Regions from separate parts of the Homo sapiens genome. Here region 2 is linked to region 1. The links are chromatin loops, found by intact Hi-C in ENCODE. Cell type or tissue: B cell. All regions are shown on one strand.

Region 1 (5,000 bases):
TCCTATCAAACCCAATCAAGGTAAAATAGACACTAAATCGATTTTATTTATATGTGTGTCTGCGCGTACACACGCAAGCGCGCGCGCGCAACTTTTCCTATTATTGCCCTTTCATCAAACTCGGAAACAAAACTGGGAGGAAGAAGCAGAGAACTGGAGAAGTGGCTGGAGGGGGAAAGCCACTAGAACCTAGCTCCTCAATTAGTTTTCATAACAGAAAAATAAAGATGAGAAGAACACATCCTCCGGTCTCCAGCGGCAGGCGACACACCGCGACACCCCTCACCTCGTGACGCTGGGGTTCTGCGGCACTCCCGGCCAAAAGCACTTTCCGAAAAAACTGCCGCTCCAAAGCCTGCCCGCCCGCCGCCGCGCGACACCCCGGCGCCGAGCCCGGGTCCGAGTGACGCCTCCTGTTGGCCGCGGCGGTTTGCTCAGCTCCTGGTCCCGGGCCGCGCCAACTCCGCGCAGTGCAGCTGAGGCGCCGCCCGGCTCTGCAATTCCGGGTGTTCCCGGGCGTCCCCGCCCCCGCCTTCCCCTCAGCAGGCGCCTGGGCGCCCCCCAACTCCTGTCCAGCCTCCTTCGGACCAACGACCCGCCCCGGCCTCCCTGCATCCCAGAGACTACTCGCGGCGCCTTCTCTCTCTAATTCTTCTTTACCCCCTCAGCTCACCTCCCGAGGAGCGTCCAACGGGTCTTGGGGGCTCGCAGAACTGAGCCGCGAAGCGCGGGGGAAAGGCGGCGAGCGCTTCCCGCGGCGGCGGGGAGGAAGACGAAGACTTGTGCGCTCTCAAAGTTAATGTGAAAACATCTTCCAAACTTCTGGGCTGCAGCCCGAAACGCGGGGTAGCCGGAAGGCTCCCGTAGCTGCCGTGCCCTCCCCCCCGGGGTCTGGGAAGGGCTCCTAGGCGCCTCAGAGCACCCGGGGTCGGCCCGCGGGGGAGGCCGCATAGACGCGCCCCCACCCTGACGAACGGGGAAGGGGCAGGCGCCTGCGACCCCAACTAAATCCTTCGGCGCCTCGGTCTGATGTATACACCTGCCACAGGCTCTAAGTGCCTAAGAAGTGTAAACCAATTCCATCTTCATGCTGACGGGACCCGAGTGAATTCGGTACAAAGGGCAGTCTCAAAATCAATCACCCCGATCCGCGAGAGCCCCGCACACTGCCGGCGCGGGGCCGGGGCCGGGGCCGGAGCCGCGAGGCCGGCGCTCGCACTCCCCGCTAGGGTTCTTCAGCCCCTCAGTGCCCTCCCGGAGCCCTTTACCTGAACGGGAGCCTGAGAGAACGGACGACAGGAGCCGAGTGGAAAGCAGTGCCCGCGCCGGAGATCAGCGCCGAGGGCGGGAGCCGACGTCTAGGGACCACAGAGCCGCGACGCGGCGAGCCGCGCACGGGCCATTCCGCCGCCGCGAACGCAGAAAGCCTCGACCGCGCTCCGAGTCCAGCCAGCTCGCCTGTCACCTCGATCTCTGCTTTAAGTGGCTTCCGGTCGCCTCCTCCCGACGGCCCGTCGCGGAGGCGGAGCCTGGGCGGCCGGAGTTCGGTGGGGTGGGGTGAGGAGGCCGGGCGCTCAGTGGGTGTCGGGAAGAAGACCCGCCCCCTGCGCGCGCGTGCGCGTTCGTTCGAGGGGAGGCGCGCGAGTTCTGTGCGGTGGACTTATGCTCCCGCGAGGGGGCGTGTCCTTTCTCGCGTCCGCAGTGTCCCTGAGGGTCCGCGTCTACACGCGGCTGTGAGGAAGGAAGGCGCGTGCCGCGTGGGACGGGCTCCACCTGCCTGCGGACAGATGGAGGGTCACTTTGTTCCGAGAAGACCCAGACACCCGAGGGAGGATGTGAAACGGAACGACCCGTTTCGGTGCGGTTGGCTTTGTTTATTTGCCTACTCCCCAGACGCCTCCAGCCTCTGATTCCGGCACACCCTGTGAGGAAGCAAACGGCTGCCTCCCCCACTGCCACCAGACGAGGTCGCCTGCCCCGAGCCGGACAGGCTGGACAGGCTGCGCACCTGCGGCGGCCGACTATTTCGTGGGCCTTGTACGCCACCTTGCAGAAGGGAAGCTGTGAGGTTTTGGCGATAGAAGCGCATTTACTTGTGTTTTAAAGCCCACAAACGCCGTAGTGACTAACTTATTCATTCAGCAAATGTCTGTCAGAGCGTCTATTACGTACCAGGCATGTAGCCTGAACTTCACGCCTGTCCTCATGGAGCTTGCAGAGCACCTCTGAAATACACACCACATACGGAATGGCCATATTTTCTGGGTTGTAAAATACTTTGAATTGTAACTCCATATATTGAATAGATTTTCAGTAGTGAGGGAAGAAACAATACATTTAGTTCATATAATCCATATGTACGAAAAAGAAGTGCTGGTAATTCCAGACATGGAAGTCAGTAAAACTAGGAGCTAAGAGGTAATAATCATAGACATTATGATTCTAAGCCTTTGTTAAACGGTTCTAAACCAGACTGGGTAAGCGCACCAGCAATGAATAGATTAAGGGTGTTATCTCCTTAGCAGCTTATTTCAAATTGCATCAAGGCAGGGCCATTAAACTAAGGTGAGAATGATATGGGCGGAATTCAGAGGACAATAGGTAAAAGATGAAAATCTTTACATTTAAAATCTTATTGAGACAAGATCTTGGTCAGTGTCTACTCATACATAGAATTGCCTAGAAGCTAATATTTGAGTTTACCATATTACTGTTGGCTTTCTATTTTTCTCATTTGTTCTGTTTCTTTTCTGTCCTTTTGTGCCTTCTTGTAGATTATTAATTCCACTCCCTTGTAACAATTAGGTTGTTATACATTCTTTATGCTTTTAGTAGTATTTCAGTTATTTATTGCTGTGTTCAAACCACCCCCAAAATATAATGACTTAAAACAATGGCTCTTTTATTTACTCATGATTCTGAATTCTCTGGCACAGGAATTCAGTCAGGGCATAGTACAGGTGGCTCATTTCTGCTCCATGATGTCTGGGGCTTCAATTAGCGTGGGCATACTGGGGCCTGGCTGGAATGGCTTAACTAGGGTCATAAGTCTTGGGACTTAAGGATGGAGATGGAGTTTCATGACAAAAATGAAGTGAACATGATGTGGAAAATATGGACATGGAAGCCACGAGCTAAGGATGCTGGAACAGAAAGAAGGCTGTTAGCTACATACCTTGGTTTTTCTCTACATGGCTTCTCCATATGGCTAATTTAGGCTTCCTCACAGCATCATAATCTTAGGATTGCAAGAGGGGACATTCCAAAAAGACAAGCCTCAATGTGCAAGCCTTTACTTTTATCATGCTTACTAATGTGTCACTGGCCAAAGCAAGTCTCATGGCCAAGCTCAGCGTCAGTGTGGGGAGGAACTACACAAGATTGTGAATATTGGGAGGTGTGACATATTGGTAGTCATTTAGACTAGGGACAGACCACCTTAATCCAATCAAGAGAATAATTAAAAGTTACTTCCAGGGTATAGCCCAGTTCCAACTTAAAATCTTTCCTCCTTAGGTCCTGAACTCAATATTTTTACCCACCCAATCCCACACCCACTCCCCTTGAGGCAGTTGAAAACTCTGGCTAGTTTCTCAGCCTCTCTCCATTACTGCTTTCTGAATGTTAATTGCCTCGAAGGGAAAAGTGGCACCAAATTCTGGACTCAAAATCTTGGATTTAGGCCCCTCAGACTGTTGAAGTTCTACTGCTCCAGAAAAGGTATCCTCTACAATCTCTACCTCGGACGTGGCCCATCTTTTTTTGAAGGAGGGATGACAGTGTGCCTAGCTGAAAAATTCATTTCCCTAGAGCCCATGGGGTTATGGATGGCCATGGGATACACTTCTAGACACATGCTTGAGATTTCTGGAAAAGCGTTTCCTTTCCTAATAGAGTCACCCCTTGAATTTCTTCCTTTTTTTCTTTCTTCTAGAGTAATAACAGGATGGAGATGGAGTTTCATGACAAAAATGAAGGTGAATATGATGTGGAAAATACAAAGATGGAAGCAACAAGCTAAGGATGCTGGGGCAGAAAGATGGAACCTGGGTTACTCATGACATCTTGAAACTGCTGCAGCCATCCTAGACTGGCTGCCTCTAGACTTAATATGTTTAGAAAGTAAATCCCAATTTTATTAAACTGTTATCTGTTATGTATATATGAACACATTCTTAGCTAATAAACTATCATGTCTCCTAACTAGTCTTCTAGGCTCTACCAGTTAGATAGTAATGTGAGTTGGTATGTCAGAAATACAAGAGCTGTCACAAAGCAATACAACTCCTATAACATTTCCTGATAATTCTGTAAATATACCAAATCATTGTAAGATTAAGAAACATGTTAATTAAAAACAGGAAGTAGAAGAAATAACGATGCCCATAGTTGAACATTTTAAAGTCTCATTTTGGCCACGCAGTGGCTCATGCCTGTAATCCCAGCACTTCGGGAGGCTAAGGCAGGAGGATCAGTTGAGAGCAGGAGTTTAAGAGCAGCCTGGCCAGCATGGTGAGACCCCTATCTCTACGGAAAAAAAATTTTAATTAGCTGGGCACGGTGGCATGCATCTCTAGTCCCTGCTACTCGGAAGCTGAGGCAGGAGGATTGCTTGAGCCCAAGAGGTCAAGGCTGCGGTGAGCTATGGTCACACTATTGCACTCCAGCCTGGGCAACAGAACAGGACCCTGTCTAAATCTCATTTTAACACTTTGATATAGTTATAATCTGTCTTATTTATTCAAGGTATTTTTCTATATTATTTTACCTAACATTATATCATAAACAGCTTTCCATGTTAATATTGTCTTTTAAACAAATAGCTCTTCAATATTCCAAGTAATTATAGTATTTTTTGCTTATTTAGTTCATTCTAATTGCACATGTTCACTTTTTTTCATAACTTATTCACTGCGTATCTACTACATTCTAGTAACTGGACTAAATATTATAAGTACACATAGATGAATAAGATGTGGCTCCTCCCTGAGCACTCTTCA
Region 2 (5,000 bases), 460 kb before region 1:
AGTGTATAAGAGAGAATTTGGGAGACCACTGGAGTCTTCTTTGGACCCCTGAAATTGTGTCCTCTGAGCAGAGGGTTGCCAGTGACCAGCAGTGGGCCCCAATTGTTCTGGAGAGGGCTGGTGGCATAGGGCAGTGGCCCTGGCACCTGCCCCCTCCTCTTCTCAGAACTAGGATGAGGTCCCATGATTCTGACTCTAACTTCCTCTCCACCTTTCCTTGTCCCCATCCCCATCTTAGAATCTGGGTAGTTTTTCCTGAAAATATGGCAGTTAGAATTTAAATCCAAGCCTGCCTGGCTCCAAAGCCCACGTTCTCTCTGTTCTTGGTCAGTTGCCCCACAGCTGCTCAGACATCTGTGGCAGACAGACGAATGAGGCCACAGGGACTGACACAATCATGACTTGGCCTTTGTGTGTGGTGGAAGAAGGGGGCAGGAAACTGGCACAATGGCCAATTCTGGGTGCAGGCATATCCATGTGTAACCAAGTTACCTGATCACTCAATGTATAAATGCAATCAATGGAAAGATCATATGCACTCATCTAATGTGATGCAAGGGACTCCCACCCCAAAGCAGAAAAGTGGCCAGAGGTGTCCTTGGTCAGGCAAACCATAGTTTCAAGGGTGTAACATTTTCTGGAGCTCACATCATGCCCTGACTCTCCTAAATAGCTTTGTTATCTTGGGCAAGTCTATTAACCTCTCTGAACCTCAATTTAATAATATGCAAAACAGGGCAAATAATCCTTACCTCAGAGGGTTTTCCTGATGTTTATGAGATGATGTATTAAAAAATGCCAGAGACTGGTACACAAGAGATGTTTATGAACTATGAGCTTTCCTAGACAGTGTAAGAACACAAATATGATCTCACTTAGTGTACCCCAGACATGGAAGATCTGCAAGAAGGCTTTCTGCACTCTGGCTCAGGTCCTCATTGGTAAGAAAGTGAGCCTGTGTGTCACTTCACTGCACTGTGAGTGTTGGAAACCCTTCTGTGGATGCCTGGTACTGCAACCAGCAGCATTTTAGAGGGGGTGTCCAACTGTCTTCTGGGGTGCTCTAGGGGTGTCTTCTGGGGTGCTCTTCTGTGCCTGTCCACCTGCGCCTTCCTCCACTGTCAGACCCTCACAAGCTCTTCAGTGTTGTGCTCATTGGTTTCATCAAAGCAGGACAATACTTGGCACTAAGTCGACAAAATTCTCACTTCTGCAGTGGGTCTCTAGATGTCCATGACCCTGCCTTCTCAGGAAAAGAGGGAGGACATGCGGCTGGAGGGACACAGAGGGCAAGACTGCATCCCAGTTACAACACCAGGAAGCCACGTCTGAAAGGAAACTCCTCAGAAACCTGGGCATAGGCTATCGGGAAAGTAAAGAAGACATCTGGAGAGGCGAATATTCTGAAGGAATCTCTGCCAGAGGAGAAGGGAAAAGGAAAGCACTTATCCAGGTCAAAGGCATGAGTTTCCAGGAGATTATTCATCGTGACTAGAGGATGACTGTTGACTAGATTTATTCCACAGGTATGGAAGGAAAAGTCTTGGTACATTTTTTGCAGCATTTCCTCCTCTCCATATAGACTGTTCTCATTCTGCAGGGCTGGGGTTCACCCAGTATTCAACTCCAAGCCCTTCACATAGTAAAAGAAGTAAGGGGAGCCAGGCATGGTGGCTTACACCTGTAAACCCAGCACTTTGGGAGGGCAAAGCAGGCAGATTCATTGAGCTCAGGAGTTCGACCCCAACCTGGGCAACATGGTGAAACCCTGTCTCTACTAAAAATACAAAAATTAGCTGGGTGTGGTGGTGCATGCCTGTGGTCCCAGCTACTCTGGAGGCTGAGGTGGTAGGATTGCTTGAGCCCACATGTGTGAGGCTGCAGTGAGCTGTGATCACACCACTGCTCTCCAGCCTGGGTGACAGAGTGAGAGACCCTGTCCCCCCAACCACCCCCCCCAACAGAAAAAGAAAAGAAAAAAGTGAGGGGTTTGATATCAGAATCCCTGGGTTCAGGCTGTTGCTCCATCTGACCAGCATATGATCTCTCAGACCCCAAGTTCCTCGTCTGAAAACGAGGATAGTTCTGCTTCAGGGCTGTGGTGAGTGGAAGGTGAGATTGTGTCTGAGGAAGGAGATTGTAACGAGGAAACACGCAGTTATTGGTCACTTATTTTTCAACATGCAGGAGCTCTAATTTGCCTCCAGACAACCGGTTCTATCTCAGTAAAGAAAAAGATAGCTATTAAAGTGTTTTGTAATCTTGAGGGACCTGAAAAGATTTTAAAGAGCTGAGGAAGAGCGGCCAAGTGCTTTCTCACCTGTTCCTCATCCTGGCCCCATCATCTTGGGGACATATAGGACCTTTTAGGGGAGCCTCGGCAAGTGGCCACCGTCTGGCCTCGGGCAGGCCTCCCTGGCGCCGCCAGCAGCTGGGTAGTAGCCGGGAAGGGCGCCCTCAGTCCCACGCTCACCTTGGGTCTGGGCCCACATTAAGCACTTTTTTCTTCATGCGCCATTTCCTCCATCAAAAAGTATTAAAAATTATATTTTATGGATTTATTGATGAAAAGTAAAGGTATTCCAGTCTGGGTTAATTACTATATATTCATTATTATTAATTACTTTCATTATTTATTTTTCCTTACGATTTTAATAGCAAGGTAATTTCACAGCAATGAATGATGAGTCGCATTTTGGCCACAAGGGGGTAGCATGGGGTCACTAGATGCTCACGGGAAATTGGGTGGGGGGCGCCTGGTAAACAGTGGGAAAGACAGCAACAGCCACCACCTCTGACTCACAAAGGGCTCTTGCTTCTCACCGCGTTTCCTCAGAGAGTGTCGTGTTTGCTCCTCACCACATGAGACCCAGAAAGCCAGCGGGTGGGGCAGGAGTTATTGCCCCACTCAAGGGCCAGGAAAGGGAGGCTCCCCCTGGGAGGGTCAGTGTCATGCGGGGTCACACGGTGGCAGAGGCAGGCGAATTCCTGGCTCCTGCTGTAGTGCTCCTCCCTCGGAGCCCCAGACAACCCGGATACTCTAAGCAGATGGGACAGGGACCAAGAAGCAAAACCTCTCCTCATATTGTTGCCCAGCTCAGCCCTGCCATGAGCACCCCAAATCATCGCTGGAGAGCCCCGCAGACCCCAAAGCACTGCTCGACTTTCCACCTCTGGGCAGAAGAGACCCTACATTCCACGCGTGGGCCCTACCCCAGCCTCCCTCGGGGCCAAGCACGCCTTTGTTCGCTCTCTTCCTGACCACAGGCAGCACGAGCCTCTAGGTGGGAGAGACGAGACACTCGTTCCCCTCCCTTGGAAGCTGAGCAATCACATCAAAGGCATACAAAAGGCAATTCACTGTGCAAAGGGAACGGAAAGAAATAAGTGCTCTATGGGCTCTGAGCGCTCGGGAAGGAGGTACAGCAAAGAAGGAAAGGCCAGAAACAAAACCAAACAAAACACAAGGTATAAAATGATCCGATCTTGGGGAGGCGGTTTTCTACCTCCTGGGAGGAACACCCAGCGTGTTGCCTGGCTGAGTGTACTGGGCACATGAAGAACAATAGGCCTTTCTCTCCAGCAGCCGAGCACATGCCAGGAGAAAAGGAGCCCCTTCTTAGGAAGGCTAAGTCCGCGCAGGGGCAGGGCCAGTGTAGGAAGCTAGTTTATAACACAGATACTTGCATTGAGCCTCCTTCTGAAAAGGTGGGGGGCAGGGGGTGCATAAACCCATGTGAAAATAAAAAAAAGACTTTTCTTACTGGATGAGAGAAAAAAGATTGTTCAGTTTTTTAGGCGAAACATAAGATGCCAACTGACCCTGAAATAGATGTGTCAAAAGGCAACCTGGGGCGGTTTGTTCTTTTACAGGAAGCACCTTTGTGGCCCAGAAGGTGCCAAAAACATCCTGGGGATAAGCAGTCCTTAGCAAAGAGGGGCCAGGCCTGAGGTGGGGGAGGTGGCCTTACACGGAAGCCCTGGAGAAGTGAAACAGGTAGGTGGGGGCCCCTGGGTGCTTCGGGTGCTCCAGGGACAGAGGTGGCATCCACCCACTAAGCAGGGTCACTGGATAGGCAGGAATCCCTCCCCACTCACACGCAGAGTGACCCCAGTGCTGGTCTAGTTAGGCAGGCCCGACTGGAGGAGGAATGACAGGCCTGCCACACAGATGAGGAGTAGAGTCGCAGTTCATCGTTTCTGGCTCTCCTCCGTCCCACCCCTGACCCCTCCACGGGATTGGTGAGTGGAGGTGACAGTCTAGTCTAGATTGGGAAGAGAGAGACTGAGAAACCAGACCGAGAAAAGGAAGGGCGCCCTTGGCAGAATGCCTGGCATTCCTGAGGCTGTGGATTCTGTACCTTCCTGGGAGGAGGAGAGGCATGGCAGTCACAAGCCACGGCTATCCCCGGCAGAACCAGCCTGGCTGTGTTCAGGAACTCTGATAGAGGATGACTGACTTCAGAATTGAAGAGGGCTTTTAGGATGATCTGATCCTCTCCTGTTGGTACTAGAAGGGACTCTGGGGAAAACACAGTCAAACCCTGATGAGTCCCAAAGAGATGATGTGACTTGGTGAATGCTCCATTTCTGTCTGGTCAGAGGACAGAAGCAGGAAGCCCTGGTTTCCTGATTTATGGCTCAGAGCTCTTGCTGGTAGATGACACTACCTCAAAAATGGAAGGTAAAGGTAGCCTGGAGGAGTCCTGAGAGCTGGACCCATGGCGTTGAGGGGCAAAGTGAACCTTAATTTTAAAGTCAGACCAGAGACAGAGCTCAGCCATCCAAACAATGTGATTTATCAGAGTAGCTGGGGAAAAAAAAAACACAACCAGCCCGAGAAGTCACATGATAGGGAGGTTGGTGGGCAGGGCTTATGACATGGTGTCTCAGGTTCCTTTCATCTCCAGTGTTCTGAGACCTGCTCTTCTGAGAGTCTGAGGCTCCAGGGAGATCACAGGGAGTCGATGCTGACTCGAGAAGAGGGCTGTGAGAGCCTG

Evidence for each region. Hi-C counts contacts between places; a loop is a spot of excess contacts. Peaks named below come from ENCODE experiments on the same cell type or tissue, not always from the same donor. Only the 100,000 strongest peaks of a DNase experiment are listed, where the experiment ranks them.
Region 2: it touches region 1 in a loop (8-fold over the local background); 92 of 110 quality-filtered maps call a loop at or near these places.

What each region holds. Positions count from the first base shown.
Region 1 is chr3:156,671,065-156,676,064 of GRCh38, reverse strand. TIPARP (TCDD inducible poly(ADP-ribose) polymerase) reads right to left here and starts at 1,475. Exons shown (of 6, transcript NM_015508.5): 1 at 1,269-1,475. TIPARP-AS1 (TIPARP antisense RNA 1) reads left to right here and starts at 352. Exons shown (of 1, transcript NR_027954.1): 1 at 352-2,894. RefSeq lists silencers at 390-749, 1,120-1,189, 1,220-1,269 and an enhancer at 1,680-1,979. In B cell, CTCF peaks have their summits at 405 (motif pointing left), 1,743 and 1,946; a DNase peak (open chromatin) is centred at 1,714; H3K4me3 peaks cover 2,502 bases; H3K27ac peaks cover 3,230 bases.
Region 2 is chr3:157,128,510-157,133,509 of GRCh38, reverse strand. No RefSeq gene overlaps it. Among named protein-coding and RNA genes, the nearest start is that of LINC00880, 8.0 kb to the right of the region's middle. RefSeq lists enhancers at 4,883-5,000, 4,142-5,000. In B cell, CTCF peaks have their summits at 2,513 and 2,716 (motif pointing right); a DNase peak (open chromatin) is centred at 2,809.